Regions from separate parts of the Homo sapiens genome. Here region 2 is linked to region 1. A link is an interaction called in ENCODE POLR2A ChIA-PET data of the cell type or tissue named here. Cell type or tissue: K562. All regions are shown on one strand. Each heading gives the region's core, and the rest is flanking DNA. Links, peaks and the distances in the headings are about the cores only. Region 1 holds the start of KRT79 (keratin 79). Region 2 holds the start of KRT6A (keratin 6A).

Region 1 (15,242 bases), core at 5,311-10,310:
TCAGTAGGGACGGGGTTTCACCATGTTGGCCAGGCTGGTCTCAAACTCCTGACCTCAAGTGATCTGCCCGCCTTGGCCTCCCAAAGTGGTAGGATTACAGGTGTGAGCCACTGCACCCAGCCTCATTTCTTTTCTTTTTCTTTCTCTCTCTCTCTCTTTTTTTTGAGACAGAGTCTTACTCCACTGCCCAGGCTGGAGTACAGTGGCGTGATCTTGGCTCACTACAACCTCTGCCTCCGGGTTCAAGGGATTCTCCTGCCTCAGCCTACTGAGTAGCTGGAATTACAGGCACTCACCACCATGCTTGGCTAATTTTTGCATTTTTAATAGAGATGGGATTTCACCATGTTGGCCAGGCTGGTCTCAAACTCCTGACCTCAAGTGATCTGCCCGCCTCGGCCTCCCAAAGTGGTGGGATTACAGTCGTGAGCCACTGCACCCAGCTTCATCTCTTTTCTTTCTTTCTTTCTTCCTTCCTCCCTTCCCTCCCTCCCTCCCTCCCTCCCTCCCTCCCTCCCTCCTTCCTTCCTTCCTTCCTTCCTTCCTTCCTTCCTTCCTTCCTTCCTTCCTCTCTCTCTCTCTCTCTCTCTCTTTCTTTCTTTCCTTTCTTTCTTTCATGGAGTTTCACTGTTGTCAGCCCGGACTGGAGTGCAATGGCGTGATCTCGGCTTAATGCAACCTCCACCTCCCAGGTTCCAGCAATTCTGCCTCAGCCTCCCGAGTAGCTGAGATTACAGGTGCCTGCCACCACACCCGGCTAATTTTTGTATTTTTAGTAGAGACAGGGTTTCACCATGTTGGCCAAGCTGGTCTCGAACTCCTGACATCAGGTGATCCACCAGCTTCAGCCTCCCAAAGTGCTGGGATTACAGGTGTGAGCCACCATGCTCAGCCCACATCTCTTTTCTTATCTCTTCTTTTGACTCTTACTTCTCAAGCCCAGCAGGGACTTTAAGGTCAAACACTGAAGGTCCTGGTGCCCTGTGGGGGAAGTTGGGAGCCAGGGCCTCAGAGAGTAGGTGAGGTGGGCGGCAGGGTGGGGCTAACTTCTCCTTAGGTAGATGCATTACAAGGGTCAGAAATAGAGGAAGAGATTGGCAAGGGGAGGGAGGCCGTTTCCTGCTCCTCCTGCGGTGTAGAGACCTCACTTCTAGATGTGAAGTGTTATGAATTCTCAAATTGTTAAGTATTCTTGCACTCATATTTCCTAAACCCAAAATATCAATTTGGGTGTCAATGGAGGATGGAGAGCAGAGACCACAGAGTCAGGCCATTTCCTCAAGCACTACAGCTTGATTCAAAAGTCACATGTGGTCCCTTGACTCCCAAGCAGAGCCCTCTGGGGAGGGTTCTTGGAGTATCCAGAACCATCCTCCTGGTTCTTGTTTGCAATGAGAAGCAGGGCTTGAGATGAATGTGATGAATCCTCTTACTCAATTTGCTGCCACTATGTTTCACCAACAAATTTGGACCCCTTGCTTTGGAGTCCTCTGGGGTGGCTATTAAGATCCAGATTCCTGGCCTCCTGGCAGAGCTGAGGAGTCAGAATCTCTAAGGATGGGGCCCAGAAACCTGCTTTTTAAATGAGGTTGCCCAGCTGGTTCTGAAGCATGTGGTCTTGAGAGTCCAGTGGCAGCACGCAGGAGTGTGTATGTGTACTGGGTACCTGGGTCTGGGAATCACAGCTCCTCACACAGCAATGTGCCTTTCCCAGGAGAATCCCTCCTGGAGATATAGCACTGTCCCCTGCTCCTTTTCCTGCACAAACATGATGAACTGGGCTCCCCTGTGCAGGCCCACGTGGGTTAGGATCCCAGTTCTGCCACTCTTCTTTCTGAGCCTCAGTTTCTTCATCTATAGAGTAGAGATTATGTTTCTATCCACAGAGTGGGAATCGATAATAACAGCCTTTAGACAATTCCTTCTTTCCTGAGTCAGATGTGAGGGCAAATCAACTGTAAGGCTGATAAAGACAGGGATCTCATCCTTCCTCTAGCTTTCTATTGTAAGTAAAAGGATTATATTTTCTTTTTTTTTTTTTTTGAGAAGGAGTCTCACTCTGTCACCCAGGCTGGAATGCAGTGGCGCGATCTCGGCTCACTGCAACCTCCGCCTCCCGGGTTCAAGCGATTCTCCTACCTCAGCCTCCTGAGTAGCTGGGACTACAGGTGTGTGCCACCATGCCCGGCTAATTTTTTTTTTTTATTTTTAGTAGAGACAGGGTTTCGCCGTATTAGCCAGGATGGTCTCTATCTCCTGACCTAGTGATCTGCCCACCTCAGCCTCCCAAAGTGCTGGAATTACAGGCGTGAGCCACCGCGCCCGGTAGAGATTATATTTTTCAAGTCCCAAATTGAGGCATATGTTTTGATGTACTCTGACAACAGGACAAAGTATTTGAAATGGGACTGTCTGAAAAAAATGAGAACCATTGTGACCCTCAGGGGGAGCCTTGCAGATAGTGATCCATGGTACAGGAAGAGCTTTAAGCACCCTGGGAGAGGTGCCGAGGGCTGGGGGTGGGAAGAAATAGGGAAAGAGCACTTGGGGAGGTGGCACAGGAGTTGTACTAGTGTCCTAGGCCTGTCATGACAAATCACCACAAATCGGGTGGCTTAAAACAACAGAAATGTAATCTCTCCCAGTCCTGGAGCCTTGAAGTCTGAAGTCAAGGTGTTGGCGGGGCCGTGCTCCCTCTGAAGGTGCAGCGAGAGTCCTCCCTGGGTCTTGCTAGCTTCTGCAGGCTTCAGGAGCTCCTTGGCATTTTTCGTCTTATTGCTGCATCATTCCCATCTCTGCCTCTCTCTTCTTCTTTCTATTTTTTGAGATGGAGTCTTGCTCTGTTGCCAGGCTGGAGTGCAGTGGCATGATCTTGGCTCACTGCAACCTCCACCTCCCGGGTTCAAGCAATTCTCCTGCCTCAGCCTCCCGAGTAGCTGGGACTACAGGTGCGTGCCACTATGGTCAGCTAATTTTTTTATTTTTATTTTTAGTAGAGATGGGGTTTTACCGTGTTAGCCAGGATTGTCTCGAACTCCTCACCTTGTAATTCACCTGCCTCAGCCTCCTAAAGTGCTAGGATTACAGGCGTGAGCCACCATGCCCAGCCCTGCCTCTCTCTTCTGATGAGCTCTTCTCTCTGTGTCTGTCTCTGTGTTCTCTCTTCTATTCATAAGGACACCAGTCATTGGATTTAGGGCTCACCCTAAATATGGTACGATATGATCATGAGATCCTTAATTAATTATATCTGTAAAGACCCTACTTCCAATAAGATCACATTCTGGGGTTCTGGGTGGACATGAAAGTTTTGGGGGATACTCTTCAACCTACTGCAGGAGGTAAGGAAGTGAGGGAAGCAATACCTTCCCTTAGAATGAGAGGAGCCTGTTGCAGGGGTGGTGTTGGTACAGACGGCCATGGATAATTTTGAGCTCATAAGATTATGATCCGCCCCAGCCTTCAAGTGATATCCACAGTGGGTGCTTTGAGAGGCTATGTTGGACTTACAACCACCTTCTCGCTCATTTCTACCCCGCTTCCAGAACGCCAGCCTGCAGGCCGCCATCACTGATGCTGAGCAGCGTGGGGAGCTGGCCCTCAAGGACGCTCAGGCCAAGGTGGACGAGCTGGAGGCTGCTCTGAGGATGGCCAAGCAGAACCTGGCCCGGCTGCTGTGCGAGTACCAGGAGCTGACGAGCACGAAGCTTTCCCTGGATGTGGAGATTGCCACTTACCGCAGGCTGCTGGAGGGCGAGGAGTGCAGGTGAGGGAGGCTTGGAGGGACCTGGGAATATGAGTTTGGGGAGGAGGATGGGATGCCAACACAGTGAGCTGCTTGCTAAAGAGGATTCTGAGAGATTTCCTGACATTGTGAGTTGCTAAGGGCAACCGACGCTGCAGAGAGGGATTTTAAGTTGGAGACTGTGGATTTTATCTGCTGAGAGGGTGGGTGACCTGCTTTGAGGGGCTTAAAAGCTCGTGGGGATGCATTCTTTGTAGTATTCCTTAGCGCATCCCCCTCTTGTCCTTTTCCCCCTAGGATGTCTGGGGAGTGCACCAGCCAGGTCACTATCTGTGAGTATCAGGGGACTTTAGGGATGGGATCCCCATGGGGAGCTGATGACCCTGCTCTGACCCGGTGCGTTTCTTGGCAGCCTCGGTGGGAGGCAGCGCTGTCATGTCTGGAGGAGTTGGTGGAGGCTTGGGGAGCACTTGTGGACTCGGTAGTGGGAAAGGCAGCCCTGGGTCCTGCTGCACCAGCATTGTGACTGGAGGCTCCAACATCATTCTGGGCTCTGGGAAGGACCCTGTTTTGGATTCCTGCTCTGTGTCTGGCTCCAGCGCTGGCTCCAGCTGCCACACCATCCTGAAGAAGACAGTTGAGTCGAGTCTGAAGACATCCATCACCTACTGAGCGACCCAGCAGCCACCTCCTTCCTGAACACATTTGGCCCACTCCCCCCATCAGCCGGCTCTGCAAGGCCAACTCCGTGTCCGCTGCCCACAGCCCAAGCCAGCCCACAGCGGATGCTGCAAAAATCAATAAAGTCTCCCCTCCTGCTGTTCTGAATGCTCTAAGTGCTTGCACACCTCACCCAGCAAAACAAAAGCTGTGTGGCTCCCCAGCTTCCTCTCCTCGGAAGGCAATTGTGGCATATCTGTGTCCAGACGTGTTCTATTGGTATCTCACTCCACATCCCAGCCACTCTATCAAGGGATCCTTCAAGCTCTCCAGTGTGTTCCTTGGGGTGCCCTCCATCTCCCACAACTCCACTGATGTTTTAGCTGTGCTTGTAGCTCACTTCCTCATCAACTGCCTGTTTTAAGAGGTTCTAGTCCTGACTGGGGCAGCCCCCTTCCTTCTTGTTCCTCCTTCTTCCTGACTGTGCACCAAAATTTTCTCCTTTTAGGAACCTTCTCTAATTCCCATGTCTAAACTACTGGGCCCTTCCTGTCCCTGGCAGTCTGGCTGCACCTGTTGCTGTCCTGGGTGCTATGTCTGTCTGGCTCTGGTAAGGGACTCAGCTTCTCTATTAGCCTGGCACTCCTGCATCCAGGATGAGGATGTGCTCAGCTTGTGCCTGGGGGCTCTGATGGAGATTGGGGTTCAAACTCTGCCCCTACCCCCTTATCTGTTGGCTCTCATCTTATCCTTGGGCAAGTGTGAACATGAGGCTGGAAACTTCTCCTCCTTCCTCTCCTTCAGGAAGCTCTGCAGGAAGCCAGGAGTGTGGGAATCAGGTGGGGTGCCAGGAGGGGCTGGAAGGATCACCTTTTCTACACACCCCCAGCAGCCTCATGGGTGCCTGCAGTTGCTCTTTCCCCATTCTCGCTTTCCAGACCCAGGTGGGGGACCTGGCTCAACCCCAAACTCCATAGTCTGGGCTGCAGGAGGTCACACTACGCCTCTCCTTGCTTTAGAGGGAGGGCAGACCTTTCCTCAGATTCATGAATCGCTCCATCCAAATTATGCAAGAAGGCTTTTCAGCTTTGTGTGAAGGAGACCAGAGCCGGTGAGGATGTGGCTTGAATCCCAGCTCTGCTGTTTCCTAGTGGTGTGACCTTGATCAAGCAGCTTGACCTCTTCAGTTACCTCATCTGTAAAAAGAGATTAATAATAATATGTACCTCACAGGGCTGTGTGGCGACAGTGCCACTAGGATCCCAGAAGGAAACTAAATTCATCCAAGGTAGTTCAATTAAATTGACTTTTTGAAAAAGTATAATTTCCGTTTTCTTTTTTCCCCAGAGGATAGTCTTTTCTTTAGTGCTGAGGGATTCGGCCCCTTACATGGGCTTTGGCGGAGATTGTGGGCAGCACCAGCTGTTCTGACTAGGGATATGGGTGTTGGGTCCTTCTGGGCTTCACAAGGCTGCTTCCTGCCTGGCCTGCTATGAGTGACTCACCTCACATGGTAATGCAGTTTCACATACAGCCTGGGAAGCACCCAGACATCCAAGACACTCGCTTTGGAAATGTTCCTGATGGCGGTGGACTCTACCACGTTTTTCAGACTAAGACCTCCTTAATGGCCTTGCCCTCGGGCACGTGTCAGGTGGGGTTTGTGTAGTGAATAGGCTGCACGTGGTCGTGGGCGTGATTGTTGTTCCTTCTTTTCTTTGTCTTCTTGGAAGTGAGGACCTGAGAGGGCTAAATTGACTTTAAGGAAAGGATTACTTGCAGAGGTGTGGTTAGGGCTGAGGGAACAGGGATGGAGAGGCCAGGGACCAGCAATGGCGAGAAGCCGTTACCACACCTAGAGTGAGGTCCACCCTCTCAGTGTGTCCAAGACTGAGAGGACTTGCAGTGCTAAAGCTGGGCAGTCCTGAGAAAATCAGGATGGGCTGGTCGCCTTATGTAGAGCTGAAGATCAAGAGAAGCAGTGAGGTGGCAGAAGCTGTAATCATGGGGAGATGTAGCCATGTCCCCAGACAGTGGTCTGAAGTGGTTGGAAGCAGGGAGGGAGCTGGGAAGAAACATCTGACCTGTCTCCTCCCTCTGATCTCCTGCTGGTGTCTCCCTTTGGTCAACTCAACTGGAAGCCAGAGTGCCAGGGAGCAGCCCACAAGGGTCAGAGGAAGGTGGAGAATGGAGCGGGAGGGAGGCAGATGGAGCATCACCCAGTGCGGAGACTCAACATGCCATTGCAGGGAAGGCATCCAGGCCACTCTGCTGCATAGTACGTGCTCAGTAAGTGTTGACTGTAATAATGATGATAATTAGCTCAGAAAGCCCTACCCTCTTGGGGCTCCTTTGTCCCTGTAACTTTCCTATTGCTCGGCACCCGGCCTGACCCATGGTAGGTGCTAGGTTGGCAGTATCCACTCTCTTGCCCCCTCCCTTTGGTGGCAGCAACCTTCAGTCCCCTCTGCTTTTGTGTCCTGCCATCAGGGAGGGACTCTGGGCAGGTGACAGTCTCCAGAGATGGAGCCCCTCAGTAATCAGTATAGCAGTGTGCAGCAGCTCTTCCTCTCTGTGGAGGGCAGGAGGGGAGGAAACTGCTCCTCCCTGGGCTGCAGAAAGAAGGTCTGAGCGTGCATGTCCTGTCTGAAGGTAGAGTGGAGAGTAGGGGCTGGTGGAGGCAAAGTGCCCTCCCAGGCTTCTGTCTGGGCCTGGGCTGTGAACCTGGGTGGGAGGGAGGCTGTCTCCAAGCAGCAAGCCGGGAGCTCCATGAGAGTGTGCCCTGGTCCCTGTGTGCCTGTCACCAGCTCCCAGCACAAAGCGTGGCCCAGAGAGCGTGCTTGGTAAATGTGTGCAAGGGACTGGCGTGAGTGTCGTGTCTGGGGTGAGGTGAGACTTGTGTTTATCGACTGCCTCTCACTCCCACCAGCCTGGCTGCCCTGTGACTCAGAGGGCTGACAACACTTCCTTGCCCAGGGGGCCCACAGCCACATCCTGGAGGCTAGGGCCCACTCATGACTGTTTCCTCCTCCCACGCCACCCAGGGAGAGATAAGGGAGGCTGAGAAAGTGATCTCAGCCTGGGGAAAGGAGACGAAGGTCAGTGGGAAGGGGCGGCTTCATCCAGGGATCACTTTTCGAAAGGTCTTCCACGGAGGGCCCTGCTTATAGGCAGAGAAAATGGGGCTCAGAGAAGTTGCGAGTTGCCCCAGGACACACAGCTCAGTGTGGGAGACGTCTCGGCTTGGCTCCCTGAAATGCCCAGTGTCCTAACTCCAAAATCTCCTCTTGGCTATTAAGGGACTAGTTCTGCAAGTGCTCTCACTCCCATTCCTTGTGGGAGCTGGGTTCAACCTCTTCAAGCAACGGGGAGCCACTTACAGCCTCCCAGGGGCCCTAGGAGAAGATCCCACAGCTCCCTCTGGTCCTGGAGCAGGCTGTCTCTTCACTTGCTGGGCTGTGGGGAACATGGGAGGGAGGCCAAGCCTTCTCCGTGGCAGTCCCATGTCCTCTCTGTTGGGATCCTGGGGACACAGCCTGGCTGGTTGTCCTGCTCATCTGATGGGGGTGGGGAGCACAGCGATGCTGTCCTCGCTCCTTTTTTTCAGGCAAGTCTCTGTTCACTTTGAGCCCATCTTCTTGCTGAGAGAAGGGGGTGGGGAGGGCCAGTGTCTAAAGTCACCTCCTCAGTCACCCCTCGGCCCTGACAGTTGACGTCTCTGTCTTTGCTTGGGGCTGTGTTTGGTCCCAGCAGACTGAGGTGAATAGGAAGTGGGCGGCGGGGACCATATGAGGTGATTTAAGGAGCTCCCCTGGCCCCTCTGAATCAGAAACATGGGCTCCTGCATGTGGGGCAGGGGAAGATGGGAGTGACGGGGCTGCTGCGTGGGCCTCCTGGGGCTTTTTTGGAACACCTGCTTTTTGGAGCTGTGCCTGTCTCCACCCAGGGTGGTCTGTGTCCTTGACCCACCTCCAGCTCCCTCCAAAGTGGCTGAACCTTTCTGTGGGGACTCTGCTGTGGGGTAGAGGCTCAGGGATCTCAGGTATTGGTTAAATCCCCTGCCCTCTCTTCAGCCTCCATAAGAATGTCCTTTGCTCCCAGGCTTCTGGGCCCTGCCTGAGGACCCCAGGCCTTTTCTACCTCCTGATCAAGGGCCTGGGCCCCACGATTGGGCAGGGATCCTCTTTCTGTCCTTGAATTCACTTTGCCAGCATAGGCTCACTTCCCAGAAGGCTCTGCCACTGTACGGCAGAGGCACAGGCTATCCCCACTCTCGCCCTGTCACCTGTGTCACACACCCTGGACCTGGGAGGAGTGGTGGGCCGTTGGCTGGGGGTGGGATGGGAGCAGGCCTGGATGCTCTCTCTGGCAGCCCATTGCCCAATGCTCCTTCTCCTACCACCTGTACAGCCCCAGGCCCTGCAGCCTTGGCTTACAACAGGGGCCTGGGACAAACCCCGTAGAACAGAGCCCTATTGACAGTGGCCTCTGGGGCTGGGTGGGAGGACAGCAAGCCAGCCACTGGGTGGTGGGGGTGGCCATGGGAGCCCGTATCATCCTGTGCCAACCGAGGAGAGCCTGGGGGCAGGGGGAGAAGGTGGCATCCTGCCCCAGACAGTCTCGGCTCAGCCCCAGCTCTGGAGCACAGGTGATAACCGGGAGGGCCCCTCCCTCCTGCTTGGGGAGAGGGCACTCCCCGTGGCCCTAAGGACCCCTCCCTCTCCCCTTGGGGCGATGGGGCAGGAGTGTCTGTGGAGCTGGGGAGCCGGCCCAGTTGGGAAAAGATAAAAAGCCCACAGTGGCCCAGCAGCTCACGGCACTCCCTTCCTGCCCTCTCATCCTGCCCTCCGGCCCCTCTGCAGCTATGAGGTCCTCCGTCTCTCGGCAAACATACTCCACAAAAGGGGGCTTCAGCTCCAACTCTGCCAGCGGAGGGAGTGGGTCCCAGGCCCGCACCAGCTTCAGCTCAGTGACGGTGTCTCGGAGCAGTGGCAGTGGTGGCGGGGCCCACTGTGGCCCCGGCACAGGTGGCTTTGGCAGCCGAAGCCTCTATAACTTGGGGGGCCACAAGAGTATCTCTGTCAGTGTGGCCGGAGGGGCCTTGTTGGGGCGGGCTCTGGGGGGCTTTGGCTTTGGCAGCAGGGCATTTATGGGACAGGGGGCTGGCAGGCAGACGTTTGGGCCTGCTTGTCCTCCTGGGGGGATCCAGGAGGTCACTGTCAACCAGAGCCTGCTGACCCCCCTCCATGTGGAGATTGACCCCGAGATCCAGCGAGTGCGCACTCAGGAGCGGGAGCAGATCAAGACCCTCAACAACAAGTTCGCCTCCTTCATCGACAAGGTGGGCCAAGCAGGAAGGAGGAAGGGAGCTCTTGGGGAAGAAGCGGGACCTCTAATAGAGGGTGGGCTGGGCCAGGGCTGCTGTAGCCCACTTGTACTAGGGTGGTGGTTGATAGAGCTCTGGAGCTCTCCCGGTCTGAGCCTGGGATGCCGAGACGTGGGTGGCTGGAGGCGGCCTTCAGGTCTTCACCGTGCCTGTGCGGGGGGAGTCTCCAGTCTACTCATGAGTCCGGTTTGCCAAGTCCACCTTGCCCGTGTTGAAGCCTGTCCTACCACCATGATTAATACGATTGATTGCACAGTAGCCTTACCTCATCATCAAAAAATGGATTGTCCTCATAGCTCCTCTTAGTGGGGTGGCCTGCATTGCCTTTTGTCATTTTACAGCTGGGGAAACAATGCTCAGGAGTTGAAAGAGTTGTTCAAGGCTAAGAGCATGGAGCCCTGTTTGTTCCATTCTTTCAGGCTTGGAGGAGGCTTAAGGGCAAGATGTGATCAAAACACAGTTGTGTGTGGGTGGGGTCCTAGGGGTAGGCTCCCTTCCGCTTCTCCTTTTTTTACACTCTGAGTGAAGAAGCTCAATTTGGGGTGGACAATGAGGAGGGTGGTCACCAGGTCACCAAGCTCTGGGAATGTGGAATTTGACCTGTTGCCCATAGGCATGCCCTGAACCTTGCCCTTGCCTCCAGATGGATGGGAGCAACACTTGTGCTGGGATTTCCTGGTCTGTTTCGCTGGCATTGTCCACCTCGATCCTGAGCCAAGGCAGCGGGTCATGATGGGGAAGGTCTGGCAGACAAATGTACCTTGGTTCAGTGATTTGTGTGTTTCCGAAGAACATGCACATCCCTTTTCTCCTGAGGTACCCACAGTGCTTCTATGAAGACTCAGAAATGGTGATATTGTGCCCATTTTTGAGATGAGAAAATTGAGGTCTAGAGAGCTCAAGTGATTTGCCCAGGATGATACAAGGAGTTGGAGGCAGAGGCGGGACTGGGACCCAGGCCCCTGGACTCTGTGGTTCTTGGCACTAAGAGTTGTTACTGCTCACAATAGGCACACCTGCTGCATGATGCTCCCAGGGCATGTGACTGAGGCCCAGGTAGTGTGGAGATGGGACCTGGAGATATTGGATGACAGAATATGAAGCAAGCCGTCTTGCCTGCCTCCTCACCCTCTCCCCTAGTGACTTTTGGTTTTCCTGTGGGACTGTCCCAGAGGCCAAACAAGCCAAAACCTTTCTCAGGATTGCAGAATCACAGCTTGGGAGCTGGAGGTCTGAGAGATTGTCTTGGAACCCCAGCTGGGCCAAGAACTCTCGGGGGTCCTGTTAAACCCACACCGTAAGCCTCCTTCTGAGTCTATAGAGGAAGGGCTCAGACATTGGTACTTTAAAAAAAGTTTTTTTTGGGAAAAAATGTTGAATTTACAGAAAAGTTGCAAGAATAGTACAACATACTCCTGTATACTCTTTCACCCAGTTCACCAATTTTCTTAATTTATTATTATTATTTTTTGAGACAGGGTCTTGCTCTGTTTCCCAGACTGGAGTGCAGTGGTACAGTCATAGCTCACTGCAGCCTCCATCTCTTGGGCTCAAGTGATCCTCCCACTTCAGCCTCCTGAGTAGCTGGGACTACTGGTGCATGCCACTACACCTGGCTAATTGTCTTGATTTTTAGTGGAGACAGTCTTGCTATGTTGCCTAGGCTGGTCTTGAACTCCTGAGCTCAAGCACTCCTCCAGCTTCAGGCTCCCAAAGTGTGTGATTTTAAACAGTTGATTTACATTTTAAACAGATGATTTTAATGCAGAATTAGGGGTCAGAAACATAGATCTAGTCCAGTTTATGCAGGACAAGTGAGAGAGGGAGACTCAGAGAGAAATGATTCGACCAAGGTTACCAACTAGTAAATTGGTACTGCTACTGAGCTGGGCTTTTGTGCTTATTAACTTGGTAGAGTTCTTTCCATCAGATTGGACGGTCGTTTCCAGCAGTCTATTCCCCTAAGGAGTGCCTCCCCACAGCAAAGTGTAGGTGCGGCTGCAGCGTCCCTATGTTGCCCTGGCCTTGGAGGGGAGGTGGCAATGGACCCCATCCTTGGCTCCTCTGGTGACCGGAGGGTGACATCAGCCCACCCTTTCTGCTCTGGCTCAGGTGCGGTTCCTGGAGCAACAGAATAAGGTGCTGGAGACCAAGTGGGCACTGCTGCAGGAGCAGGGCCAGAACTTGGGTGTCACCAGGAACAACCTGGAGCCCCTCTTTGAGGCCTACCTGGGTAGCATGCGGAGCACGCTGGACAGACTTCAGAGCGAGCGGGGGAGGCTGGACTCAGAGCTCAGGAACGTGCAGGACCTTGTGGAGGACTTCAAGAACAAGTGAGGAGAGCAGGCCAGGCGGGGCCATGTGGGAGTGAGGAGGGGCAGTGGGAAACCTGCCAAGAGGGCCACCCCATTCCCAGGGTCCCAGGCCCACCTGGGGGATGCACAGACAGAGCTGGCTCCCTCAGGTGCTCAGGTCCAGCACCTGCTGCCACCTGGAGAATTGGCAGGTTTGTTTGTAATTTAAAAAAGTTTTTAAAGTAGGGGGAATAGTATAATGAACCCCATGTTCCTGTCACCCAGCTTTAATCATTATCAACTCATAACCAATCTTGTTGCATTTTTTACACCTCCCCACTTCCCTTCTTCCCGTGTAGTCTTTTTTTTTTACCTTTGCCTTTTTCTACGTGTTCTGATTCCCTTGTAGTCTTGAAGCAAATCCCAGACATCTTGTCATTTCATTCACTAATATTTTACAAGTTATATTCATATATCTGCATGTGAATGTAGTTCATCTATGACTCAGTAAAACATACAGTGGCATAATCACACCTAAAAAATTTTAAAACAATAATTCCTCAATATCATTAAATATCCAGCCAGTTTTGAATTTCCAGTGACCCCATACATGTCATAAATTTAAAAAATACAGCTTATTTGACTCAAGCTCCAAAGGTTTATATATTATAATTGGTTGATATGCGTATTTATAACTTTTAAACACGCACATTTAAAAATGACTTTTCCCATAAATTGACCATGGCAATTTCTAAACCTTAAAATCTCATCAAAAGTGGTTGGGGAGGAGTTAGCTGGTTTGAATGACACTGTGTTGTTGAAAGTGATGGTAAAGGTCAGCCACTGTTGACACATCTTCACTTGTCCCTCTAAAGCCTCCTAAGGGCTTGGATCCAAAGAGATGGCAGCTCTTGATTGCCATATTATTGCACAAATTCTGTGCCTCTTTCCCTAAAATGGGGTGGGGAGAGAGAATGTTTAAATCAAGGCAGACCCCATGTTTCTTCACTGGTTGGCTACATTAAAGAACTGCTCCCCAGAGGTGTTCTTGATCAGTGAGGGACCCATCAGGGCTTCTGTAAGGCTGAGTGGGTCCCATGCCTGAAAGGCAGAGCCAGGCTGAGCCTGGCCTGAGTCTCCCATGTGTAACAGGTACGAGGATGAAATCAACAAGCACACTGCTGCAGAGAACGAGTTTGTGGTGCTCAAGAAGGTGAGCCGAGTGGAGTGGGGGAGGTGGTCCTTTGGCTGCCAGGGTACTGGGCTGATTCGGGGAGAGGGGACATCCCTGGGGCCTGAGGATCTGTCTTGCTCTCTCGTCCCCAGGATGTGGATGCAGCATACATGGGCCGGATGGATCTGCATGGCAAAGTGGGCACCTTGACCCAGGAGATTGACTTCCTGCAGCAACTCTATGAAATGGTGAGGTGGCCAATGGGCAGGGAGAGTTTGCATACACTATAAACAGCACTGGGCGTTTTCCATGGAGGTCTGACCTGAATTCACCAGTGCAACCTCATTGGTGGAAGATGAAACCTTAACACTTTTTTTTTTGAGACGGAGTTTCGCTGTGTTACCCAGGCTGGAGTGTAGTGGCACAGTCTTGGCTCACTGCAACCTCTGCAAAGCGATTCTCCTGCTTTAGCCACTGGAGTAGCTGGGACTACAGGTGCCTGCCACCATGCCCAGCTAATTTTTGTATTTTTAGTAGAGATGGAGTTTTGCCATGTTGGCCAGGCTGGTCTTGAACTCCTGACCTCAGGTGATCCACCCGCCTTGGCCTCCCAAAGTGCTGGGATTACAGGCGTGAGCCACCGCACCCAGCCTAAAACCTTGACACTTTAATTAATACTAGCTTCAACTTATTAAGTGCTTTTGATGGGCCAGGCACGGGGGCAAACTTTTAACATAATCTTCTCAATAACCCCAGAATGCAAGAACTATTATTGTCTCAATTTTATAGTCAAGGACCCTGGGGCTCAGAGTTGCTCGTGGTCACATAGCTAGGAAGAAGCATGCTAGAATTCAAATCTGGCTCTTGAACTCCGAAGTCTGACTCTTACCACTGTTATATTGCCCTCTTCCTGCCCGGTTTGTAATGGAGCAAGGGATGAGGGAGCAGGAATGGGCAGAGAGGAGGGACTGGGATTCCAGATTGGAGTAGAAGGTGAGGCGTGGGTAGATTAAAGAATCCAGGAGGGGTTCCAGGAGACAAGAGGGCTTTGGAGACTAGAGTGAGAGGGTTGAACTTAACATGAATTGACCGCAGAATCACAGACTCTTAGGGTCCGCAGGGACCTCAAGACCAACCTTCCATCCAGTGCAAGAACAATTTCTATGATATCCCTGACATAACCCTATCATATGTAACCTCTACTCAAATACTTCCTGTGGCAGTGAGCTCACTACTTTTTAGGGCAGGCATTACCATTGTTGAACAACTTCATTAGAGCACTGACTTGAATCTCCTTCTCATGACTTCTGCCCTTGACTTTGCCCAATTGTCTTCTTGTGACTTATGCCTTTCACATGATAGCCCTTTAGAAGTCATGATGATGACAGGATAAAAATCTGTGGCATGTGAGGACGTTCAGGAAACAGGGCTTTTAGTGAAGTATTCAGAAGATGGAGGGGTGGGGAGGGAGGTTCCAGATACAAACTTCTATTGATGCAGCCTAATAGTGCACTAGTTTATGTGTTGTTTTAGAAGTTGTTTCACAACGTTGGCTTTCTTAGAACCCCTTCTGGACTTTTTCACATAAATGCTTTCAAATGAGACATGTATCTACTCTCCTCCAACTTCCTGTATGTGGGTAGCTGAATTTTGCAATTGAGTGGAACAGTTAACCATTCCCTTTCTTTCCTATGAAATGCCACTGTGGTGTCATCCCAACATTTTAAGCTATGTGGGCTCTTAGTAACTTGATTCTTTTATCCAGTGTATTAGTGATGCATAGCTTTGTGTTATCTGCAGGTGGGATAAACTTTCAGTCTAGGTATTTGATAGCATCTCAGTGTAAATCATTGATACACATGTTAAGGCAATCAGGGCCTAAAACAAAGTCCTGTGGGTCTTCAGTGGTGATTTTCCAAGGGACTGTTAGTCTGTTAACCAATAATTTGTGGTTAAAGAGCCTCAGCTACTTTAAAATCCCCT
Region 2 (15,242 bases), core at 7,393-12,392, 340 kb after region 1:
TAGCCTGCTGTCCTGGAGCTTTTCAGCTGGGGAAAGAGAACAGACTTTGCCTGGCACACCGGGAACTTGTCCTAACAGCTTTTGGGGCTTATACAACATTGGTGATCGTCCACCCAGAGTGTCCTCCAGAATCACTGACTGACAGAGTAGGGTGTGGAGCATGGTGAGTTGTCGGTGTGGAGAGGGGCAGTTCCTCAAAGATGAGGAATGTTTGTGGGATGAGAATGTTTCTAAACCAGCACATGGTCAGCAAGGCAATCTAACAGAAAGTTCATATTCTCAATCTCCTTTATTCAACAGAACAAAAGAAGGCAAAGAGAGCAAAGAAAAGCAGTGCAGAAATGCAGACTGCATCAGAAGGTACATCACACACCATTCAGGGACACTGCAAGGGAAGATAAGGACAACTTATTTGTCAGATGGGAACTCCTGAGTGTAGTTATGATGGGCAGGACTGTTGGGAATTGAAGAGAGGACTGCTCCTCTGCAGCTGGACCCAGATTGAGCTTCAGCTTTTAGTGGGTGGCATATGTCATTTTCATCTCAGAATTACAGCAGACTCATGTATCTGTAATAAGATGGAAGCATGAGAAGGATGTTTGCATGTCTGTGTGATAATGACCGTTGATCTTTTGATGGTGATCAATGGGAGCTCAGTGGAACAGGTATCAGCACAGAGGGGAAACAAAGGGTAGAAAACCTCAGCTCTGATTTAAAGAGCAAGAGAGACTAGAGGGACTTTTAGTTTGGGGTCTGGCACTTCAGGAGGTTGAAAGTCATCACTACATTCTAACAAAAAGTAAAAAATGGAAAAAATGAAAAGCAACAACTCTTCTTCATCTGTCAGAGAACTAAGATTACAGGGCAAACCACTGCCTTCCAACTGGAGAGTTAAAGAAGCAATTACAGAGAATCCCAACTTACCAGAGTAGTAACCCATGAGCAGAAATCTCCACAGGAACCAGTATTTGGGTAGAAAACCCTGAGCCATAATTGGTAAATTGCCGGAGGCTCCGTGTGGATAAGTTTGAGTGTTGAGAATTCCAGGGGAGCCCACTCTTAGAGAAGCATACTTAGTTTTACTCCAGGGGCTCCACCAGGTCCTCACAGAGAAAATGTGAGAAGAATCTCATGCTTCCAGTAGGGGGAGCAGACAAAGAACCATTTTGAAATAGACAGAGCATTCTGTTCTTAAGGCAGTCTGCCGTCAGGAACAACTATTTAACCACAGGCAGCCCTGCTGAGGTTTTATCAGAGCCTGGTCTAGCTGGAGAAAGGGAAATACCCAACCCCAGCTCCCTCCAGCTATGCTGACCCTACTTAAAGAGGTGAAAAAAGCCTCAGAAGCACTTGTGAAGTTCACAGCCAAGGGGCGCAGGCTCACTAAAAGACTGAGACCTAATTCTACTCATAGGTCTATAGAATACCTCCCCTCACCTCATACCTCATCACTACATTACTAAAGCTTATTTATCAGTTTCTTCCATCCATTTTCAACAAAAAAATTACAAAGCATACTTCAAGGTAGAAAACAGTTTGAAAAGACAGAGCAAGTACCAGAACCACACTCAGATATGGCAGGGATATTGGAATTATTAGATCGGGAATTTAAAACAACCATGATTAACAAGCTAAGAGCACAAATGAACAAGGTACACAACATGCAAGAACAGATGGGTAATGAAAGCAGATAGACAGAAATTCTAATAATAAAAAATAAATGCTAGAGATAAAAAACATTATAACAGAAATGACGAACGCCTTTTGTGGGCTCATTAGTAGACTAGACACAGCTGACATTAGAATCTGAGCTTGAGGGTATGTCAATAGAACTGTTTTTTCAGTTCTTTCTCAACTGAAAAGCAAAAATAAAAAAAGACTGAGAAAAGAAGAACAGAATATGCAAGAACTGTGGGGGAAACTATGAAAGATGTAACTTGTGTAAAAGGAATACTAGAACAAGAAATAGAGAAAGCAACATAATAAATATTGGAGAAAGTAATGACTGAGAATTTCCAAAAATTAGTGTCAGACATAAAAAAATACCTGTGTATATTATATTCAAACTGTAGAAAATGAAAGATAACAAAAATCCTGAAAGAAGCCATGGTTGGGGGGGAAACAACTTATCTATAGTGGAACAAAGATAAGAATTAAATCTCACTTCCTCACAGAAACCTTGCAAGCAAGAAAAGACTGGAGTAAAATATTTACTGTTGGGTGAGAAAACAGCAACACGGAATTCTATATCTTGCTAAATTATCCTTCAAAAATGAAGAAAAAATAAAGACTTTCTCAAGACAAACAAAAATGAAGAGAATATGTTGCCAGTAGTCCTGCCTTGCAAGAAATGTTAAAAGAAGCTCTTCACCAAGAAGGAAAATTATATAGGTCAGAAACTCGGATCTACATAAAGAAAGGAAAAGCATTAGAGAAGAAATAAGATCTAACAGATAAATGTTCGTTCAAAATAATAATAGCAACAATGTCTTCAATGTTTATACTTTATGTGTAAGTGAAATGAATGACAGCATTGATACAAAGGATGCGAGGGAGGAATTAGCGATACGGTCACCCCTTGGTATATGCCAGGGATTGATTCCAAGACCCTGCACATATACCAAAATCCTGGCATACGCAAGTCCCACTGTCAGCCCTGTAGGATCCTCTACATGAAAAGAAAAGTTGGCCCTTCATAATACTTGGATATTGCATCTTGTGAATTCTACATATATGTGGATCCATGCAGTTCAAACCCATGTTGTTCAAGGGTCAACTGTACTTGGTTATTTCAAAGAACTTGCAATACCCATGAAGCAGTATAGTGTTATTTGAAAGTAGACTTGGATTAGTTGTAAATGTATATTGCAAACTCTAGGGCAACCACTGAAAGAAGTAAAAAAAAAAAAAAAAAGTATAACCGATATACTAAAAAGGAGAGAAAATGGAATCATAAAATGCTCAGTTAAAACCACAAAAGATGAAAAAAGAGTGGGAGACAAAAAAGGAACGAAAAACAAGAGCAATAACTAGAAAACAGTAAGAAATATGGTAGATATTAATCCAACTATATCAATAATAACTTTAAATGGTGATGGTCTAAATGCACCAGCTTAAAGATAGAGATTGTTAGAATGGATCAAAAAACAAAACCCAACAGTATGCTGTCTAAAACAAACCCATTTTTAAATATAAAGACATATATGATTAAAAGTAAAGGGATGGAGAAAAGACATACCATGCTAATGCTAATTAAAAGAAAGCTGAAGTAGCTGTATTAATTTGGGACAGGACAGACTTCATAGCAAGGAAAATTATCAGTAAGAAAGAGGGGCATTACCTAATGATAAAGGTGTCAATAATAATCCTTAATTCCAAGATATAACTATCCGTAATATGTACGTGCTTAACAACAGAGCATCAAAATATGTGAGGCAAAAACCAATGGAATAATGGGGTAGAGAAACAGAGGAATCCACTATTCTAATCAGAGACTTCAACACTATTTTATATTAGAAAATATTTATATTGATTTTTTATTAGAAAATGAGTAAGGACATAGTTGAACTCAAAAACACCATCAATCACCTCAATATAATTGACACCTTTAGAACACTTCACCAAACAAGAGCAGAATACACATTCTTCTCAAGCTCACATAGAACATTCACACTGTGGCCATAAAACATACCTTAAAATTTTTTAAAAAATATAAATCATACAATGTATGCTCTCAGACCACAATAGAAGTAAGCTAGAAATCAATAACAGAAAGATAGTTTAAAAATCCCCAAATACGGCCAGGCATGTTGGCTCATGCCTGTAATTCCAGCACTTTGGGAGGCTGAGATGGGCAGATCACCAGATCAGGAGTGAGAGACCAGCCTGACCAACATGGTGAAACCCCATCTCTACTAAAAACACAAAAATTAGCTGCACGTGGTGGCACATGCCTGTAATCCCAGCTACTCAGGAGGCTGAGGCAGGAGAATTGCTTGAACCTAGGAGGCAGAGGTTGCAGTGAACCGAGATCACGCCACTGCACTCCAGCCTGGGCAACAGAGTGAGACCATCTCAAAAAAAAAAAAAAAATCCCCAAATACATGGAGATTAAACAACAAACTTCTGAATAACACATGGGTCAAGGAAGAAATCTGAACATACATTTTTAAATATTTTGAACTAAATAAAAATGAAAATATGACACCAAAATTTATGGGATGCAACAAAAATAGAGTTTAGAGAGAAATTTATATTGAATGCATGTATTCCACCTTAGAAACCTAGAAAAAAAGAAGGAAATTAAATTCAAAATAAGTAGAAGAAAAAAGTAATACAGATTAGAGCAGAAATAAATGAAATTAAAAGCAGGAAATTAATAGAGAAAATTAATGGAACCAAAAATGATTTCTTTGAAAAGACCAGTAAAATTGATAAGCTTCTAGCCAGGCTAAGAAAACAATAGAAAGGACACAAAGTTACTAATATCAGAAATGAATAAATCGACATCACTATATATTCCATGGGGATTGAAAGGGTAATGAAGAAATATTATAAACAACTCTACATCCTCAAATATGATAACCTAAATTAAATGAACCAATTTTTTGAAAGACATGATCTGCTAAAATTCACACAAGAAAAAATAGACTAAAGAAATTGAACCAATAGTAAATAACTTTCCAAAAGTTATTTATTTACCCATCCAGGCCTGGATGGGTTCACAGGTGGATTCTACCAAACATTGACAGGAGAAATTGTACCAATTCTCTATAATCTCTTTCCAAAGATAGGAACACAGAGAACATTTTCTGACTCATTCTATGAAGCCAGCATCACCTTAATACCAAAACAAGACAAAGATATTGCAAGAACAGAAAACTGTAGAGCATTATCTCTCATAAGCATAGCTGTAAAAATCCCCTATAAAATATTAGCAAATCAAATCCAACAATGCATAAAAAGAATTATAAAAGAATTATACACCATGACCAAGTGACATTTATTCCACGTATGACAGACTGGTTCAACATTTGAACATCAGTTAATGTAATCAATCACAACAATAGGCCGTAGAAAAAAAAACACATGATTATATCAATAGGTGTATTGTGAAAAACAATTTCACAAAATCCAACACCATTTATAATGCAAACTCTTAGTAAGCTTGGAGGAGAGGGGAAATTTTACAACTTGATAAAGAACATTTACAGAAAACCTGTGCTAAGATTATACTTAATGGTGAGAAACTAGAAGCTTTCCTGCTAAGATCAGGAACAAGGCAAGGATTTCCCCTCTCATCACTACTTTTCAAAATAACTGGAAGTCCTAGTTAATGAAATAAGACAAGAAAAGGAAATGAAAGTTATACAAATTGGGTGGGAACAAATAAAACTTTGATCACATGACATAACTGTCTATGTAGAAAAAAAGATGCAATGAAAAACTACCCAAACTTACAAGTGATTATAGCAAAGTTGCATGATACAAGGCTAATATAAAAAGTCAATCACTTTCCAATGTACTAGCAAAGAACAATAGGAATTTGAAATAAAAAACATGATACTACGTATATTAGCACCTCCAAAAATGAAATAGTTGGTATAAATCTAACAAAATATATACATATCTACATAAGGAAAACTACAAGCTCTGATGAAAGACATCAAAGAACCAAATAAATTGAGAGATATTGCACGTTCATGGATAAGAAGATTCAATATTGTCAAGATGTCAGTTCTTCCCAACTTGATCTACAGATTCAATGCAATCCCAATCAAAATCTCAGCAAGTTATTTTCTGTAGACCAAAAAATGGATTCTAAAGTTTTATGAAGAAGCAAAAGATCTAAAATGGCCCAACAAAATATTGAAGAACAAAGTCAGAGTACTGTCAATACTTAACTTCAAGACTTACAATGAACTACAGTAATAAAGGCCATGTTGTGTTGGTGAACGAGTTGACAAATAGGTCAATGGAACATGATAGGAAGGCCAGAACTAGACCCACACAAATATAGTTAACTGGTCCTTGACAAAGAAACAACAGCAATATGAGGGAGCAAAGACAAATGCTATTGAAATAATTGAATACCCCACATGCAAATGAATCTCAACACAAACTTTACACTTTCCACAAAATTAACTCAAAATGGATCATAGCCCTAAATGTAAAATGCAAAGCTATGAAACTCCTAGAAGATAACATAGGAGAAAACCTAGATGACCTTGGGTATGGTGATGACTTTTAAGATACAACACCAAAGCCATGATCCATGAAAGGAATAATTGATAAGCTGGACCTCATTAAAATTAAAATCTGCTCTGCAAAACACACTGCCAAAATGAGAAGGCAAGCCACAGACTGGAAGAAAATATTAGCAAAAGACATATCTGATAAAGGACTCTTATTCAAACTACAATGTATTAGATAACTCTTAAAATTAACGGTAAGAAACGACCTGATTATAAAATGGACCAAATTCTTTAACAGACACATCACCAATGAAGATAATACAAATAGTAAGTAAGCATATGAAAGATTTTCAACATCATAGGTCATCAGAGAAATACAAATTAAAACAATAATGAAGTATCACAACATGCCTATTAGAATAGCCAAAATCCAGAACACTGACAATGCCAGGTGCTGGTGAAAATATGCAGCAATGGGAACACTTATTCATTACTGATGGGAATGCAAAATGGTATAGCCACTTTGGAAGACGGTTTGGTAGTTTTGTACAAAAGTAAACATACTTGGCCGGGCACAGTGACTCACTCCTGTAATTCCAGCACTTTGGGAGGCAGAGGTGGGCGGAACACGAGAGCAGGAGTTTGAGACCAGCCTGACCAACATGGTGAAATCCTGTCTCTACTAAAAATACAAAAATCAGCCGCGCATGGTGGCGCTTGCCTGTAATCCCAGCTATTCAGGAGGCTGAAGCAGGAGAATTACTTGAACCCAGGAGGCGGAGATTGCAGTGAGCCGAGATCGCGCCACTGCACTCCAGCCTGGGTGACAGAGCGAGACTCTGTCTCAAAAAAAAAAAGAGTAAACATACTTTTGCCATACAATCCAGCAGTTTTACTCCTTCATATTTACCCAAAGAAATGGAAAACTAATGCCCACATAGAAATTTGCACATATATATTAATAGCAACTTTATTCCTAATTTTCAAAACTTAGAAGCAACCAAGATGGGTGCTTAGACAATTGGCTGAATAAATAGACAATTTGTGGTACATCCATACAATAGAATTTCATTATTCAGCACTAAAAAGAAATGAGCTATCAAGCCATGAACAGGCATAGAGGAGCCTTAAATGCATATTGCTAAGTGAAAGAGGCCAGTCTGAAAAGGCTACATACTGTATGATTCCAACTACATGACATTTTGAAAAAGGCAAAACTATGGAGACCATAAAAAGCCCAGTGGCTGCCAATGGTTAGGGGGGAAGAAGGAATGAGTAAGTGGAACAGGAGGATTTTTAGGGCAGTGAAACTATTGTGTATGATACTATAATGGTGGGTTGTTGCAGGCTGAAAGAGTGAGGGTCGTGATCAACTCAGTATACCACCGGAGGCTGTATGAGTAAACAGCAAACTAGTCTCATGAATGCAGGTTGTTGGCAAACTGACAAACTGCATCTGCCACCCAGAAGGAATGCTGAGGGCAGTCACGCTGGCAGTGTTTCTCGTGATTAGGCATAATTGACACCTGTTAACAGTAATGTGAACCTGTGATCAATTAAGCAGCTGACCAATCATTACCTCCTCCTCCCTGCTCTTTCTACACAATAAATACGAAGGGCTGTGGAAGCTCAGCGGGCTGCCTTTGCTCACTAGAAACATGGAGCTCTCTTCTCCCCTGGACTCCTTCTTTAAAACAGTTTCTCTGTCTTAAGTTTTCATTTCTACGTTCGTCCCCCTTGGTTCAGTCCCATGGTAACCGTGGCAAACTGCCACAGTGGATATATGTTATTACACATTTTTAAAAGACCCATAGAATGTACAAAACCAAAGTGACTCTAATGTAAGCTATGACCTTTGAATAACAATGGCACATCAATGTAGATTCACCAATTGTAACCAATCTGCCACTCTGGTGGGGGATGTGGATAATGAGAAAGCTATGCATGTGTGTGTGTGGGCGTGGGGTTTATATGAGAATTCTTTGTAGTCTCTGTTAAATTTTGCTATGAACCTGAAGTTGTTCATAAAGTCTATTTTAAAAAATTGTACAATTAATTTGGAAAGCTAATACACATTGACCCTTGATGTCACAATTCAATTTCTAGGTATTTATTTAAGCAAAATGAAAACATTTGCCCACAGAAATATTCACAAATATGTTCATAACTGCTTTATTCACAGTAACCCCAAACTGGAACTATCCCAGGAACTCATCTGTAGGAATGAGTAAGCAAACTGTGGTATATTCATACAGCAGCACACCACTTAGCTGTAAAAAAGCATGAAATACTGATACGAACAACAACCTGGATGAATCTCAAAAACATTTTGTTGAGTGAAAAAAGCCAGACACATACAGCATGTATATAAATGGCACATGTGCAGTATGCATACACCCTATGATTCTTTGGTGGAAAAATCAAAACAGTATTTGCTTGGTGCAGTGGGATTCATAGGGAAGGTGCACAAAAGAATTTTCTGGAGTAATGGGAATATTCTATACCTTGATAGGGTGTGACTTATAGAGGTGCATGGATTTTTCAAAATAGATTGAACTCTGTACTTAAGAGCTACACATTTCACTGTATGTAAATTCTACCTCAATAAACAAAACTGTTTTCTTAAAAAGAGAAAGTGGTTGGGCATGGTGGAACTTCTCTTTAATCCTAGCACTTTGGGAGGCTAAGGCCAGAGGATCACTTGAGCCCAGGAGTTGGAGGCTGCAGTGAGCTATGACCGTGCCACTGCACTTCAAGCCAAGCTGTGGAACAGGGAAAGACCTCCATCTCTAAAAAATGAAATAAAATGATATGCAATAAAATAAAAATAAAGAGAGAAAGAAGATTTCACTTTTCCTCTTTCTATAGTGGAGATAGGAAAGAAAGACGTGTGTTAGGAATGGAACCTCCTTGTGGATGGATTAGCCAATCTACAGTTTCTGCCACAAGGTCCAGACTTTCCTAGCCATGTTGTGTGTTCCTCTGTGCCTATCTGGAAAAATTCAGGCTATTTCCCTGAAACAGCTGAGGGAAGGGAAGAGGAAAAAGAGAAGGAAATTAAATTTATCAGATCCCCCTGAGGCCTCACTTGCAACATGAGTTCCACAGACTTCTGCCAGAATATCAATGATCTGTCGCTAATCCTGCCCCTAGGCTTAAAGTGAAATTATACAAGATTAACAGATGGAAGCAGCCAGGAAATTCCAGGAAATCTCAGAGGAGACTGGCTTGCTTTCTAGGGTATTTGTACTCTAAGAGTAAAATGATTTGAAAGTAAATTTTATAGGTGGGAATTACTCCAGATCATTCCAAATGTGGAGGAATTACCTATTACCTCATAATTAATCAGATATTTTCCCTGAAATATTTTCCTGAATTAACCAGATATTTTCCTGAAATAAAGGGTGTTTGACCAGAAGGCCGATGGAGTGAGACATCCCTCTGTAAGAATTCACTTCATCCTATCTTTTACATTATTTAAGCCAGGCCCTGGGTATGTCACTGGGGGATAGTTGAAATATTTTTTCCCAAGTATACTTAAAAAAAATTAGACTGTGTAGTGAGGGGAGCCTTGCAGCAGTGAGGAAGTAGAAACCAGAGTTCAAAGTGGAGATGGGATAAGAAGGGAGATGGGAACTGGGGAAGGCAGTGGAGAGAAAAGGAAACCAGTCCATTGGAAACTCTTCTTGCAGTTTTTACCGGTCTCTCTGGAAGGCTGGCAGGGCTCCCTTCAACCCTGTTCTTATCAAGGACCTCAGCCACGTGACAGAAGGAGAGCCTGGTCCTTCACCTGCACACTATCTCCTGCTCACAGAGGAGGGTTCCTGCCTTGTCCTGTTGTGCAGCCTGTCCCTTTCTCGCCTTCTCATCTTTCCGAAAGCACTTCTCTGCACTTCCAACCTCCCTTCTTGCCTCCCATCATCAAAATGCCTCATTCATAAGATACACACTGCTCTTCCTCCTCTAACTAGTGTCCCCACACGGATCAGGAAAGCCAAAGGTTGTCCCCTTCTTCCAAATATGCCCGTCAGTGCCCAGCCCAGTTGTGCGCTTTCCAGTGATGTAAACATCCAAGTGCACCTACTTACCCAGTACCAGCATGCACAGGGTGAGTCAAGACGGATTGGACACATGCAAAATATGTCACTCGGTAACTACATTTTATATGAACATGCGTCAAACTCAATGTGTAGAGAGCCATCAGAGTAATTTCTGTAATTGTGCAAACACTCAATATTTGCCCCTCGAAGCACAGAACATGCATCAATCCTGTAGGCTAATGATTGTTTCCAGTTCACTCCAGGCTCCTTGTCAAAATCCACTTTTTTTTTTTTTTTGACACAGGGTTTTGCTCTGTTGCCCAGGCTGGAGTGCAGTGGCATGGTCATAGCTCACTGCAACCTCTGGTTCCCGGGCTCAAGCAATTCTCCCACATCAGCCTCCCAAGCAGCTGGGATTACAGGTGTGCACCACCATCCCCCATTAATTTTTGTACTTTTTGTAGAGAGTAGAGATGTGGTCTCACTATGTTGCCCAGGCTGCTCTCAAACTCCTAGACTCAAGTAATCCACCTGCCTCAACCTCCCAAAGTGCTGAGATTACAGGCGTGAGCCACCGTTCCAGGCATATAATCTACTTTTGATGGTTGAAGTGGCAGCTACAATGCTTCCCTCCATCCCTCAAGTCTGTGAGGAAGAGGTTCTTGATGTATCCTCAGTGGGAAAGTCACATGGAGTGACATCTGGGGATTTAGGAACCACACTTTTAAGGGCAGGTTGGCCTGTGCAAAATGTTATTCCAGTGACCTCTGGACTCCACAACTGACCTGAGATAGAGCCCCATCCCGCTGGAAAATGGAGTTGTGAGACTTCCTGCAGCTGTAGAGAAAGCCACTCATGGATCATGTTCAGATAGGCAATGCTGTCAATGTTCTCTGCAAAAAAAAAATAAAAAAAAATAAACGGACTGTGTGTGTGAAAATTGAGAAACAGAAGGGAAGCTCCAGAGCTAGGTGCATACTGAGTATTCATAAACAACATGATTACTAAGTAAAACAATTTTGAGGGATTCAAGACTCTCTAAACCACTAGGTCTACCATAGAAGGCTGCACATCTCACACTAGCCTTCGTGCTTCTGTCTATGTTGCTTACACGTGTGGCTGCCAGTATTTCTCTTTCAGTGGGTGCTCCCTAGGGACAGGCCTGGCTCGCTGGGATTCCCTCTGAGCAGCATCATCCTGCATTGTGGCTTGCAAGATTAGGCACTGAATCTTAAAGCTTTTGATGATGATGACAATAGCCTCTCCCTCATTCTCATCTGCCAACTCCACCCTGGGAGGCAGAACGCCTAGGCAAATCCTCTTTGAGGCAGACTTTCCATGAGCTCAGGCTTCAGGAGCTCCCTCCTGTCCTCCCTCCACACTGGGAACAACTCAAGAGTGCAGGTTAATCCCTGGGCCTGGAACAAAGGCATTCTGCATTCCAAGGCAATCAGAGACAGCTCCCACCTGAAGGGAGGCTCTCCCGGCAGAAGGAAGAGGCTGGGTTCAGCTGTCCCCTGGGGAGGAGGCTGGCTGTCATCCTGCTTACTCATCCTGCGTGCTTTGGTTTCTCTCACATAGTTGCCTGAACCATCACCCTTTGTTCTAATCTTCTTATGAAGGTTGTGCCTTCCCCACTCGGCTCTTCTAGGGAAACAGAACACCTCTGGGCACCACCATGGGACATGAGCCATGGTCACCAGAGAGGTTTCACCTGAGAATAACCATCCAGGGTAGATAGGGTGGCCTGCCTATGAACATGACCCTCTCCTGGGATAGGTGGTCGCTGGCAGAGGTAGACTCAGAGGCAGAGAGGGCTGGACTCACAGGAGAGAAAAGAACAGGGCCCAGCCTAGGGCAGCTGTCTGAAAGCAGGCCAGGAACAACAGGCACCTCCCACACCAGGACAAAGAAAGACATAGACAATCAATGGCAAATGAGCCAGGTGCAAACTTCCCCTTTTAGTGGTGGTGGGGCCTGGGAAGAAGTGGAATCAGAAATAGATCTTCCGGCAGCAGCAGGATTCCCTCCTCTCTAACTCCCCCTCCACTGTCTTAGAAGCCCTTCATCACCTCTCATGAGTCCTCCCAGCTGACCTCACTCTATGGGGTCACTGGACTTGGTTCCCAGAGCATGCCTGGCAGCTGGGAATGGGAATTTTTTTAAAAAACCTCTTAGTAGATATATAAGAGAATGTCATATAAATTTAGCAAAAGGAGATACACTGGTGTCAGGAAATTAAACATGGCACTTTATATTGCTGGTGCTGTCTGATGCACACACCAAGCCTAGATTGAATAAGATGTTGAAGTTAAACCATCCTCTGATAGACTAAATGAATTACATTACATATTTTATTCAGGGATGAGTTCACCCCCACACTTAAAAAGACAGGAACTCATTAGTGAAAAAGGAACTGATGCAGTTGGCACTGCTGGTTAATAGCAGCTGCCCCTGTGTGTGTACCCCAGAGAACAGCCTGAGACCCAGCAGAGGATGGGCAGGGGAACCTGACTCCATAAGAGGGAGAGCAGTCTTCTGGGCTCCTGCCAAGAACTCAGAGGTTGGATCCTCTCTCCAACCACCTTTCCTTCCAATCACTCAGACAACATGCTGCCTCCCCCACTGGGCGGAGCTCTGTCTGCCCCATGCTGCTGCTCAGCAGAGTGGCTGCAAGCTTGCAAATTGCTCTTCTGATCCTGTTGCTCTTCTGCCTTCTGCGGCTCTGTGTGGCATCTGGGAGCAGGGCAAACCTCTATACATGGCTTCCTAAGTCCTTACTAATGTGGCACAAGCCTGCAATGTTGGTTTCATTTCTCTTACCGGTCTCTGAACCACCCTCCTCCCCCACACACATACCCTGCACTTGTGTCCCTGTTCTTGACGCTTCTTGTGGGCCTCTACATACAAAATGTCTTCATACTTTCCTATGATAATATTAGCTTACCTTCGGTGAGAAATTATATGCCAGATGCCTTGCTAAGACCTTCAATTAATTATCTCACTGAAGCCTCACAATAGCACTTTGAGGCCGGTGCTATGTTCACTCCCAGTTTACAGGTGTAAAAACAAGGCACAAAGGGTTTAAGAAAGTGCAGAGGGACACCCAGGTGCTTGGTCATGAACCTGAGCCCTCTGTCTCCAAAGTCCATGCTCTTAACCAGGGGTTGGCAAATGTTTTCTTTAAAGGGACAAATAGTGACTATTTTAGGCTTTGCAGGGCATACAATCTCTGTTGTAACTACTCAGCTCTGTCTTTGTAGTGTGAAAGCAGCCGTGGACATTGGACATTGACACAGACATAGGACACTGGGTAAATGCATATAGCTCCCACCTGAATTGCCAACCCTTCTTACCCATCCTAGCATCATTCATGCCAAGCCTAAAGCCTCTATCCCAAGAGAGTAGAGTGGGTCGGAGCACATACCAGAAGGAACACTTCTTTCCCAGAACTGGGTGGAAGCACATTCTTGGTCAACCATTGTGCAACCAGGGTGGAGGGAGGGGAGCTGCTTCCGTTGTCTTGAGAAGGTATCTCGTTCTTGCCAGACGCTGAGTTAGCACCTCCTTTAGACAGGGAACACCCTGTTCTCCTGGATGCTGTGTCCCCCCCTCCAAATGTTGGAGAAATGGGACTGCTTTTAAAATAGTAACAAGAGCTTTCCTGAGGCTCTTCTTAGCATGGGAGTTTGTTCTTCCTCCTGCGGTTGCTCATTTATCCATAGGTTCTCACAGAACAATATTGCCCAGGATTGCTCTCCATTCTCCTCATGCACAGTGCTTAATGCATGGACTGGAGAAGTGAAGCTCATTCCTCTGTAAACCAAGCACACTCACCTTTGTCAGCCTGCCCACCCTCCCAGAAGGTGTATATGGATTTGAGATTTCAAGCACTGAGATCAGAAATTAAAATGTGGAATTGACATGTTACATCATCACACTTGTAAGGGCACAATTTTATGATTCACAGCTTCCATATGCCCCTTGACTTTCCCTACACACCCAATTAAACTGTCTGACTCTTGATTCTTAAGAAATGTCAAAATCTGTGGGAATAAAAATCCAGTGAATTCCTTAATGATTTTTATATCACTCATTTTCCGTTGTTTAAATTAAGCTCTATGTAAATGCTCCAAAACAGCAGGGAGAAGGTGTCTATAAATTTCAACTGGAAAGGCAGATTTACATGAGACTAAGCTCAATAGGAAAGCAAGCACTGGAGAGAGAGGTGCAGATATGGAAAGAAACTCCTGGCAGAAGTCAGGTCTCTGAGCACCCTGGGCAATGTCTGCTCCCTTCATTTTAGGTAAACGGCATGTGGGCAGGTGATCACACAGTACACAGAACAAATGTTGCTCCTACAGTGTAAAGACTCAACTCCTCTGTCCCTCTTGCCTGACAAAGGAGGGTTAGATCCCCAAAGCAGACCCCGTTCCTATGTCCAGGACACAAGGGAGGACAGCCAGGAGCTCCAGAAGAACTGGTCCAAATGCAGTGGAAAAAACACAACAGGCTACTTCTTGCTCAGGCCATCGGGCAAATGCCCATACGCCCTCAGGAAGGATCCCACTCAGAGGGTGAGGCTGGTGCAAGTGGAGTAGAAAACCTGTGTGGGAAGGGGGCACACAGGGAGTGTCTGATGAAGAAGAAGGAGGGGACAATTATCACAGATCAGCTCCTTGTCTCCTTTGTTTGAGGACATGACTAACTCATGACTTCAGTGAATGTATACCCGGGCTTATTGTGTTAGGATCAAGTCAAGGCTGGAAGGCAGGAGAATTTCTCTATGACTAAAGGAAGCCAAAAAGCAATCTTCATATTTCATACCTTTCTAGAAACTGGGTGTGATCTCACTGTTGGTAAAGCCCAGCCCTTCCCAACCTGCAAGCTCACCTTCCAGGACTGGGCCCAGCCCATGCTCTCCATATATAAGCTGCTGCCCCGAGCCTGATTCCTAGTCCTGCTTCTCTTCCCTCTCTCCTCCAGCCTCTCACACTCTCCTCAGCTC

The links. Peaks named below come from ENCODE experiments on the same cell type or tissue, not always from the same donor. Only the 100,000 strongest peaks of a DNase experiment are listed, where the experiment ranks them.
Region 2: POLR2A ChIA-PET joins it to region 1 with 5 read pairs; 5 of 35 experiments call an interaction of 5 or more read pairs at or near these places.

What each region holds. Positions count from the first base shown.
Region 1 is chr12:52,828,288-52,843,529 of GRCh38, reverse strand. KRT79 (keratin 79) reads left to right here and starts at 9,219. Exons shown (of 9, transcript NM_175834.3): 1 at 9,219-9,746; 2 at 11,904-12,124; 3 at 13,238-13,298; 4 at 13,412-13,507. The coding sequence starts at 9,270. It overlaps KRT78 (keratin 78), which reads left to right. Exons shown (of 9, transcript NM_173352.4): 7 at 3,546-3,766; 8 at 4,043-4,077; 9 at 4,158-5,723. The coding sequence ends at 4,417. RefSeq lists an enhancer at 5,548-6,747. In K562, for the core only: no CTCF peak of the experiment used is centred there; a DNase peak (open chromatin) is centred at 7,369; H3K27me3 peaks cover 2,628 bases.
Region 2 is chr12:52,493,206-52,508,447 of GRCh38, reverse strand. It overlaps KRT6A (keratin 6A), which reads left to right and starts at 15,191. Exons shown (of 9, transcript NM_005554.4): 1 at 15,191-15,242. In K562, for the core only: no CTCF peak of the experiment used is centred there; no DNase peak of the experiment used is centred there.